2 separate regions of the Homo sapiens genome follow, and region 1 is linked to region 2. A link is an interaction called in ENCODE POLR2A ChIA-PET data of the cell type or tissue named here. Cell type or tissue: PC-3. All regions are shown on one strand. Each heading gives the region's core, and the rest is flanking DNA. Links, peaks and the distances in the headings are about the cores only.

What was found. ChIA-PET counts read pairs that join two places held together with the same protein. Peaks named below come from ENCODE experiments on the same cell type or tissue, not always from the same donor. Only the 100,000 strongest peaks of a DNase experiment are listed, where the experiment ranks them.
Region 1: POLR2A ChIA-PET joins it to region 2 with 12 read pairs; 6 of 35 experiments call an interaction of 5 or more read pairs at or near these places.

The regions. Positions count from the first base shown.
Region 1 is chr7:73,861,021-73,865,672 of GRCh38, reverse strand. TMEM270 (transmembrane protein 270) reads right to left here and starts at 4,514. Exons shown (of 3, transcript NM_182504.4): 1 at 4,407-4,514; 2 at 252-680; 3 at 1-96. The coding sequence starts at 4,478. In PC-3, for the core only: no CTCF peak of the experiment used is centred there; no DNase peak of the experiment used is centred there.
Region 2 is chr7:74,000,567-74,005,773 of GRCh38, reverse strand. No RefSeq gene overlaps it. Among named protein-coding and RNA genes, the nearest start is that of ELN, 25 kb to the left of the region's middle. RefSeq lists enhancers at 1,832-3,031, 5,022-5,207. In PC-3, for the core only: no CTCF peak of the experiment used is centred there; a DNase peak (open chromatin) is centred at 2,913; H3K27ac peaks cover 803 bases.

The DNA.
Region 1 (4,652 bases), core at 1,603-4,102, 140 kb after region 2:
GTGCCAGGAGGTGAGGGCAGTCATAGTCTCCACCCACCAATACAGACGTCTCAGCTGTACCAGGAGCTTCCTTACCACGCAGTTCACTTGCAAGGCCTGGAACAGGGAGACAGATGGGCAGGTGGCCCTTAGGAGCTCATAGGGTTACACTGCTTGGCTGTGGCTCCCCCCTGCAAGCCCAGCCAGCCCTGACCACACCCAGTACCCCAGGTTTGCCCTCCACACCCCAGCCTCACCCCGAGACCACCCACCTTACTGAGCTGCCTGCCCAGTCGGAAGCAGTGGGACTTCTGACACACCCTCCAGGTCACTACCACCAAGAGCAAGGCCACCAACATCAGGCCGTGCAGACATGACAAAAACAGATCTGTCCAGATGGCCACAGACAGGCCCAGCTGCTCCCAGGCACTGAGCAAGGCCAGGCCCAGGCCCTTGGTGCTGCCCCACATGCCAGCCCACATCAGCCTGGGTCCCTGTAGCACCAGCCATACGGGGACCTGTATCAGAGCCAGCCCAGCCCAGAGAGCCTGGCCCAGGGGGCAGGCTGCAGCTCCCAGGGGTAGGTGGGCCTGCCAGTTACAGGACCCCCGGGCCTCCTGGGCCAGCCCTGACACCCAGTGGTTGAAGAGGTTGATCTTGAGGAGCAGGAAATTATAGAGGTGATCTCGGTTCTGAACCAACTGCAGAAGAAGAGAGAGAGACAACCGTCAGCCATCATCACCCTCCTGGGACAGGAACCCCACTTTTTCTTTTTCTTTTTTTTTTTTTTGAGACGGAGTTTCACTCTTGTTGCCCAGGCTGGAATGCAATGGCGCTATCTCGGCTCACTGCAACCTCCACTTCCCGGTTTCGGGCGATTCTCCTGCTTCAGCCTCCTGAGTAGCTGGGATTACAGGCGCCTGCCACCACACCTGGCTAGTTTTTGTATTTTTAATAGAGATGGAGTTTCACCATGTTGGTCAGGCTGGTCTCGAACTCCTGACCTTAGATGATCCACCCGCCTCAGCCTCCCAAAGTGCTGGGATTACAGGCGTGAGCCACTGCGCCTGGCCAGGAACCCCACTTTTACTGTAGAGGTGAAGCTGCTGGACCACCTTGAGTCAGATCCCCATCTCAAGGCCTCAGCTCCCCACAGGTGCAAGGATGAACTCTGTCCACTTTGAAGGACTCCCTTCTGAGAAGGGAACATTAGAAGGTGTTTCATATTGTATTTGGGTTCCTTTCCATTGGATATTTTTTTTTAAGAAACAGGATCTCACTCTGTTGTCCACGCTGGAGTGCAGTGGTGTCATCATAGCTCACTGCAGCCTTGACCTCCCACACTTAAACAACCCTCCCATCTCAGCCTTCCAAAAAGCTGAGACCACACAAGTGCATGCCACCATGCCTGGCTAATTTTTTTTTTTTTTTTTTTAAGAAATGGAGTCTTCTTATTATGCCTGGGCTGGTCTTGAACTCATAGGCTCAAGCAATCCTCCCCCCATTAGCCTCCCAAGTAGCTGGAGCTATAGGTGCATCTCACTAAGTCCAGCTAATTTTTTTTTTTTTTTTTTTTTTTGTAGAGGCGGGGTCTTGCTATGTTATCCAGGCTGGTTTCGAACTCCTGGCCTCAAGCAATCCTCCTGCCTCAGCCTCCCAAAGTGCTGGGATTGCAGGCATGAGCCACTATACCTGGCCTCCATTGGATTTAAATGATTATTTACAATACTCCAGACTGAAGGAGGTTTCATGGCTATTATTACCATGTTACGATCCCCCACCCCAATCCTGTGGGCTTTGAACCCAGGTCACTTGTCTTCTTCCAAGTAGCTGGGCTTTGCCTCTGTACCAGTTGTCCCCTGGCATCAGGAGGGCTGCTGGGGCAAAGGACAATGCCATTAGGGGCAGGGAGGCGTGAGAGACATGGGGCAGGGGTCACATAATTCACGACAGACCTAATGAGAAGGGTGAAGGAGAGAGATCCAGAAAGACTTCCAGATTTCCAGCCGGACATGGTGGCTCACACCTGTAATCCCAGCACTCTGGGAGGCCGAAGCAGACGGATCACCTGAGGTCAAGATTTCGAGACCAGCCTGGTCAACCTGGTGAAACCCCATCTCTACTAAAAATACAAAAATTAGCTGGGCATGATGGTGCATGCCTGTAATCCCAGCTACTCGGGAGGCTGAGGCAGGAGAATTGCTTGAACCCAGGAGGCGGAGGTTGCAGTTTGCCCAGATCGTGCCACTGCACTCCAGCCTGGGTAACAGAGTGAGACTCCATCTCAAAAAAAAAAAAAAAGAATTCCAGATTTCTGATCTGGGTGGTGAGTTGGACAACGGTGTCTCCCATTCACTGAGATGAAGCTGCAGGACTGGGGTGAGGTGGGGGAAAGCTGTTCTTGAGTCCTGGAGACCCTTCATCAGAGCTGGAAAGCCCCCAGCCCTTGAGTGACACCAATCCACCCACCTGGACCCCCCATCCCCGTGTCCACAGGCCCCACCATCTGAGATTGGCTGCAAGACCCCCCACTCACGGGCTGGATTTGCAGAGCTTGGGACGTGGAGGGTGGAGCTATGCTGAGACCAAAGGGTCCAGCAGGGAGAAGAATTAGGGTAGAGCTAGGAAATAGGACCTCCCAGGTTATGGTGCTGAGACCAGGGAGGAGGGAAACCTATGATATCCCACATGATCCCACAAGATCATTTCTATAGGAGAGGAAACGGGCTCAGAGTGGTGAAGTGATTTGCCCAAATTCACACAGCTAGAGGGTAAAACAGCCAAGATGCAAATCTTTTTTTTTTTTTTTTTTTTTTTTTTTCTGAGACAGGGTTTTGCTCTTGTTGCCCAGGGTTGCCCAGGCTGGAGTGCAATGGTGGGATCTCGGCTCACCGCAACCTCCGCCTCCCAGGTTCAAGCGATTCTCCTGCCTCAGCCTCTTGAGTAGCTGGGATTACAGGCATGCACCACCACGCGTGGCTAATTTTGTATTTTTAGTAGAGACAAGGTTTCTTCATGTTAGTCAGGCTGGTCTGGAACTCCTGACCTCAGGTGATCTGCCCGCCTCGGCCTCCCAAAGTGCTGGGATTACAGGTGTGAGCCACAGCTCCCGGTCCCAAGATGCAAATCTAATGGTGTCTGTCTTTCTCAACTGCCCCCTGTTATATGATCTTGGCTGACTGCAGCCTTGGCCTCCCAGGCTCAATCTATACTCCCACCTCGGCCTCCTAAGTGTGACTGAGTTGTGACCCCGACCACAAGCATGTGTATGTTTAAAAGAGATGAATGGGCCAGGTGCGGTGGCTCACACCTGTAATCCCAGAACTTTGGGAGGCCGAGGTGGGTGGATTACGAGGTCAGGAGTTTGAGACCAGCCTGGCCAATGCGGTGAAACCCTGTCTCTACTAAAGATACAAAAAATTAGCTGGGCGTGGTGGCGCACGCCTGTAATCCCAGCTACTTGGAAGGCTGAGGCAGGAGAATTGCTTGAACCTGGAGGTGGAAGTTGCAGTGAGCCGAGATCGCACCATTACACTGCAGCCTGCGCGACAGGGCAAGACTGCATCTGAAAAAAAAAAAAAGAGAGAGAGATGAATGAGCCAGGCGCAGTGGCTTATGTCTGTAATCCCAGCACTTTGGGGAGCTGAGGCGGGCAGATCACAAGGTCAGGAGATCGAGACCATCCTGGCTAACAGGGTCTCTACTAAAAATACAAAAAAAAAAAAAAATTAGCCAGGGATGATGGCACGTGCCTGTAGTCCCAGCTACTTGGGAGGCTGAGGCAGAAGAACTGCTTGAACCCAGGAGGCAGAGGTTGCAGTGAGCCGAGATCGCACCACTGCACTCCAGCCTGGGCAACAGAGCGAGACTCTGTCTCAAAAAAAAGAAAAAATGAATGGGAAAAACAATGATTCACCCATAGGAGTGACCCTCAATAGAGAAAATGCTGCCAGGTGCGGTGGCTCACACCTATAATCCCAGCACCTCAGGAAGCTGAGGTAGGAGGATCATGTGAGGCCAAGAGTTGGAGACCCGCCTGGGCAACGTAGTGAGACACCATCTCTACAAAATACAAAAATTAGTCAGGCGTGGTGGTGCACACCTATAGTCCCGGCTACTTGGAGGCTGAGGGGGGAGGATTGCTTGAGACCGGGAGTTGGAGGCTGCAACGAGCTGAGCCGGCACCACTGCGCTCCAGGCTGGGCGACAGAGCGAGACCCTGTCTCTAAATAAAGAAAAGAAAAGAAAATGTCAGCACTGTAGTTTGGAGTGGGGCTTCTGGGAGATGTCAGATTATTCTGGAAGGCAGGCAGCCACCTCGTTCCACTGGATGGGACAGGCAGGGCTTGGGCCCGGCAGCTCTGAGGTGGCTCTGTGAAGGGCCTGGTGTGTGGTCCCCACCCCACTTACCCCCAGCCCCCACTCACCAGCACTGAGAGCCTCGTAACCTGCAACAGGATCCCCAAAAGGCTGGATCTGACTGGAGGAAGGGCCTCCATGTCTGGCCTCCCCCACCTACTCCAGCTGGGAGAAGCAGGGTGACCTCACAGATGCCACAGGGTGGGGACCAAGTTACCATGGGGACCCGGTTGCCGCCAGTGACCCACTGCCTTTACCTGGCTCCTGCCGCTCCACTGCTTCCTCTGAAACCTCAGTCCACGTCTGAGCCCAAC
Region 2 (5,207 bases), core at 1,562-4,061:
AGTTTTTGGTGAGACAGGGTCTTGCTATGTTGCCCACGGTGGTGTCGAACTCCTGGCCTCAAGCAATCCTCCTACCTCGGCCTCCCAAAGTGCTAGGATTACAGGCATGAGCCACCATGCCTGGCCTCCCCTAGGATTTTCTTCCCAGTGGTGGGCTCCTGAGAACTCGGCGGGAGAGGGGCAGAGTCGTGGGAATGCACAGGCTAAAATAATATAAAATAAAGTAAATCATGCAACAGCTTTGATGAATCTGAAACGTAAGGGTAGATAATCTAGGATTCTATTTACATCAAATCAAAAAATGACAAAAGGAATCTATGCTGAAGTCAGAGCAATGGCTATTCTTAGGGGGAGATTGGGGGCTGGGAGGGGAATAAGGGAAATGGGGGTCAGAGGGGCTGGCATGTTGATCTGAGTGCTGTCAACAGCAATGTGTGTGGTTTGTGAAAATTCCCATTCGATCTGATGCAAGTTCACATACGCTGTGTGCATGTCTCTGTATAAATAATATCTTAGGTCAGGCGGGGTGGCTCACGCCTGTAACCTCCAACATTTTGGGAGGCTGAGGCAGGCAAATCACTTGAGGTCAGGAGTTTGAGACCAGCCTGGCCAACATGGTGAAACCCCGTCTGTACTAAAAATACAAAAATTAGCTGGGTGTGGTGGCGGGCACCTGTAATCCGAGCTACTTGGGAGACTGAGGCAGGAGAATCACTTGAACCCAGGAGGTGGAGTTTGCAGAGAGCTGAGATTGTGTCACTGCACTCCAGCCTGGGCAACAGAGTGAGACTCCGCCTCAAAAATAAAATAAAATAATGAAATAAAATAATTATAAATAAATAAAATCTTGATTTAAAAGTTCAGGCCAGGCACTGTGGCTCACACCTGTAATCCTAGCACTTTGGGAGGCCGAGGCAGGTAGATTGCTTGAGCCCTGGAGTTTGAAACCAGCCTGGGTAAGTTAATGAGACCCTGTCTCTACAAAAAATACAAAAATTAGCCACACATGCTGGAGCACACTTGCAGTCCCAGCTACTTGGGAGGCTGAGGTGGGAGGATCGCTTGAACCTGGGAAGTGGAGGCTGCAGTGAGCTGAGATCGCACCACTGCACTCTAGCCTGGGTGAAAGAGTGAGAGCCTGTCTCAAAAAATAATAATGCTAATACTAAAAAAAAAAAAATTAAAATTAATTAAAAGTTCAGACGTCAGTTGGAGTATTTTATTCTATGTGATATCATATCTGTGTATGTACATGTATGGATGTGTGTGTATGTATGCATATGGATGGATGGATGTGTGTGTATACATACATATACACATGTATGTATGCATCTATTAATCATCTGTCTCTATACTTTGGGGACAGTTGAGCCAGTGCTCTTTCTCCATGCACATTTGGGTTTTCTGCTGGGGAGTGAGGTGGAGGGAGGTATTGACCATGGATTAGGTCCCCCTGCCCCCTGCTAACCCAGGACAGAAACCCCACAAACCAGGCACCCAGGGAAGGGGAAGGGCTCCAGGGTACACCTTTAACTACAGAGACACACAGCAACACCGGCCAGAGGGGACAACTATGTCCTCATTTGCAGTCCCTGCAGACCGGTGGATGGAGGCAGATGAGACAGCAAGCCCCCAGGACCGCCTATATACACCCCAAAATAAACATATGTTGACCGACTGACTGCCCATCCAAAAGCTGCTGCCTAGCACTGCCCAGGGACCCCTGACAACAAGCTGGAGGACACACTGACTTGTCCCAGTTACCAGGAACCTTTGGAAAAAGTGCCATCAGCACAGTCAGCCCAGACTCAGAGACTAAGCATAAGGGATAGACAGCTGGACACTTGGCATGCACATGTCACATGCAGAGACATCTGCAGGCACACATGTGGGCCCACACACAGGCTTGCACCCAGGTGACAGGCATCGGCAGAACTGGCAAGCCCTGGGACCCAGACCCAACGCCGCAGAAGGACTCAGCCCTCCCGGGACGAAGGCGCGGGGCTGGTGCTGGTGTTGAGTCACCCTTTGTTGGATGATGAAAGGGGTAAGACACAGATGCCCAAAGAGCTCTGGGGACACCCCAGTGGGCACAGACACACCCTTGCTTGTTCTCTCAATGGCTTTCTTGTCTGGCCGTGTGTTTTGGCCAGAAGGGGATTGGCCTCAAAGGGCCATTGGAGAAACAAGAGAAGATTCTAGAAGGGGTAGAGGGTGCGTACCGTCTCAGATCGGAGATCCTAATCTGGGGTCCTCTCTCCCCTGGAAAGAAGATTCTGGAAGGGGTAGGGGTGTGGACTGTCTCAGATCGAAAATCATAATCTGGGGCCCTCTCTCCTCTGGAAAGAAGATTCTGGAAGGGGTTGGGAGTGAGGACAGGCTCAGATCGGAGATTCTAATCTGGGGCCCTCCCTTCCCTGGAAATAAGATTCTGGAAGGGGTAGGGGTGTGGACTGTCTTAGATAGAAAATCCTAATCTGGGTCCCTCTCTCCCCTGGAGATAAGATTCTGGAAGGGGCTGGGGTTTGGGGCCCTCTCTCCCCTGGCCTGGGGCACCTGTCCCTGTTCCCCTGACCCGGCCACACTGTGATGACACGAACCTCTTGCCACCCCCAGCCCTGGGGCCTGGCTGAGGTCCCTTAAGGGTCTGCTTTGCCCCCCACCCTCACCTCCAAAGTGCAGCAACAGCTTTGCCAGCGACCTCTGACCTCTCCCTGACCCTCCACTGCCTCCCACCTCCCACCCTCATTACATCCCCGGCCCTGACCTCATGTCTGCGGGGCCATGGGCGAGGGTGAGATAAGGCGGCCATTGCAGGCTGTGCTCCCTCCTGGGTACCGACGGGAAGGGCGGGCCAGGCCGCCAGCCTCAGAAGAGAGTGGCCCATGACTCACCAGGTGGGCAGCGCCCAGGCCGGCGTCCGGGAGGAAACGCCACTTCCTCTGGGTGAGGCAGGAGGCTGGCGGGGGAAGCTTTCTGGTTTATGCATTTTTTGAGGTTTTGTTTCAGGAGTCCTTCACTTCTGTGTCAAAAGATCTTCTCCCACAATTTGTTCTAGCAACTTCAGAATCTTACTTTTTTGTTTGTTTTTGTTTTTAGAGACAGGTTCTCCATCTGTGGCCCAGACTGGAGTACAGTGGTGTGACCTAGCTCACTGCAGCATTGAACTCCTGGGCTCAAGCGATCCACCCACCTCAGCCTCCCAAGTAGCTAGGACTATAGGCACGAGCCACCACAGCTGGCTAATTGTTTATTTTTGTAGAGATGAGGTCTTGCTATGTATTCCCAGTGCCTTGGGAGGCTGAGGTGCGAAGATCGCTTGAGACCAGGAATTCAAGACCAGCCTGGGCAACATATTGAGACCCTATCTCTACAAAAACATTTTTTTAAAAAGATTAGCCGGGTGTGGTGGCATGCACCTGTAGTCCCAGCTAGTCAGGAGGCTGAGGCGGGAGGATCGCTTAAGCCCAGGAGTTCAAGGATGCAGTGAGTTAGGATCACACACTGCACTCCAAACCTGGGAGACAGAGCAAGACCTTGTCTCAAAAAAACAAAACAAATAAAAAAAACACCAGACTCTGAGAAGAAAGAGTAAGACAGAAATATAATCCATAGCCCAGTTCCACTTGGGTAAATCAAAACTCCTCCAAAACAGTGATACACATATTAAGAAATGGAGGTAAAATTCACATAACATAAAGTTAACCATGAACCACTTGTAAAGGGTACAATTCAGTGGCATTTAGCACACTCACCTCTATCTAGTTCTGAGACATGTGAGTTACCCCAAAAGGAAGATCCGTCCCCATTAGTAGCCATGAGTGATCCTTGTTTTACAAGAACGCACGTGAATGAAAGGGCACACCTTGAATGCATTGGAAAGGTTGCCTGTGGGTGTGGGTGGTGGGTTAGGAATGATGGGAATAAAAGGGACTGGATAAATAAAACCTCTGTACTCCAGGGCCAAAAAGAGATTTAAACACTAAAACAGGCCGGGTACAGTGGCTCACGCCTGTCATCCCAGCACTTTGGGAAGCTGAGGCGGGTGGATCACTTGAGGCCAGGAGTTTGAGACCAGCCTGGCCAACATGGTGAAACCCCGTCTCTTCTAAAAATACAAAAATTAACCAGACGTGGTGGCGGGAGACTGTAATCCCAGATACTAGGGAGGCTGAGACGGGAGAATCGCTTAAACCCAGGAGGCGGAGATTGCAATGAGCCATTGCACTCCAGTCTGGACAACAGAGTGAGACCCTGTCTTGGGGAAAACAAAACAAAACAAAACAACAAAAAACAGAAGCTGGAGGTTCTGACTCTCTCTACCCCATGCATTCAGGGAGTAGAGACCCTGGAAGGACCCTGGACTCCAGGAGGCTGCCCCTTGTCTACTCCCCAGCCTCCTGGTACAGGGCAGAGAACAGGCTGGAGTTGGTGCTTGGGCCTGAGGAGGCGCCCAGCAGGAGTGAGGTGACGGTGAGGAGGCTGTTGGTGTGAGGCAGTGAGGAGGGGACAGACAGAACAGGGCTTGAGGACTCTCTTGGGGGGTGCACGGTGTGGTGCTGTCTGTGTGGCTGCCAGGGAAGGGGGCAGGGACCTGAGAAGTGTCAGGCCCCACTTTCTCGTGGTCCCAGGCTTGGGGCAGGGCAGGGCTTCCTTTTCCAAGCAAGAAACCCAGACATGTGGCTTGCCAGAGGCCGTTTTGTTTTTTGGATTTGAGAACTTATTTATATGAAAAGTCTTACCAAGGTATAAACATTCTGGGCCTTTGCACATGCTTTGGCCTCAGCTGGAATGTTCCTTCCAAGCAAGCCCCCTCTCCCACTGCGTGTCCGCCTGGTGAACTCTGGCCCCTCTCAGGGTGCAACTCCCTTCAGAAAGCTTTCTCAAACCAGCGTCCTCCCCTGCAGCCCCAGGGCGGCCGCTCTCTCCTCCGGGGACCCACAGTCCCTCCAGCCCCCTGGTTCTCATGTGACAGTCACCTCCATTTTTTCATCAGTCTTTCCTCCATGCCCCACTTGGCGGTGAGGCCTCCTCTGCCTTGGTTTCCCCTTTTTCCAGGTGCCCGGGACACAGTGGAACTCAGCACGTGTCAGGCAGATGGGTGACACGTGGATGCTCAGTTACACCTGCGGGGCTCGGGGCTGGGGCCAAGGCTATCTTCCCAGCATCGGGTCATCTGGGTTTGAGTCTGGGTGGTCTCCAGCCCC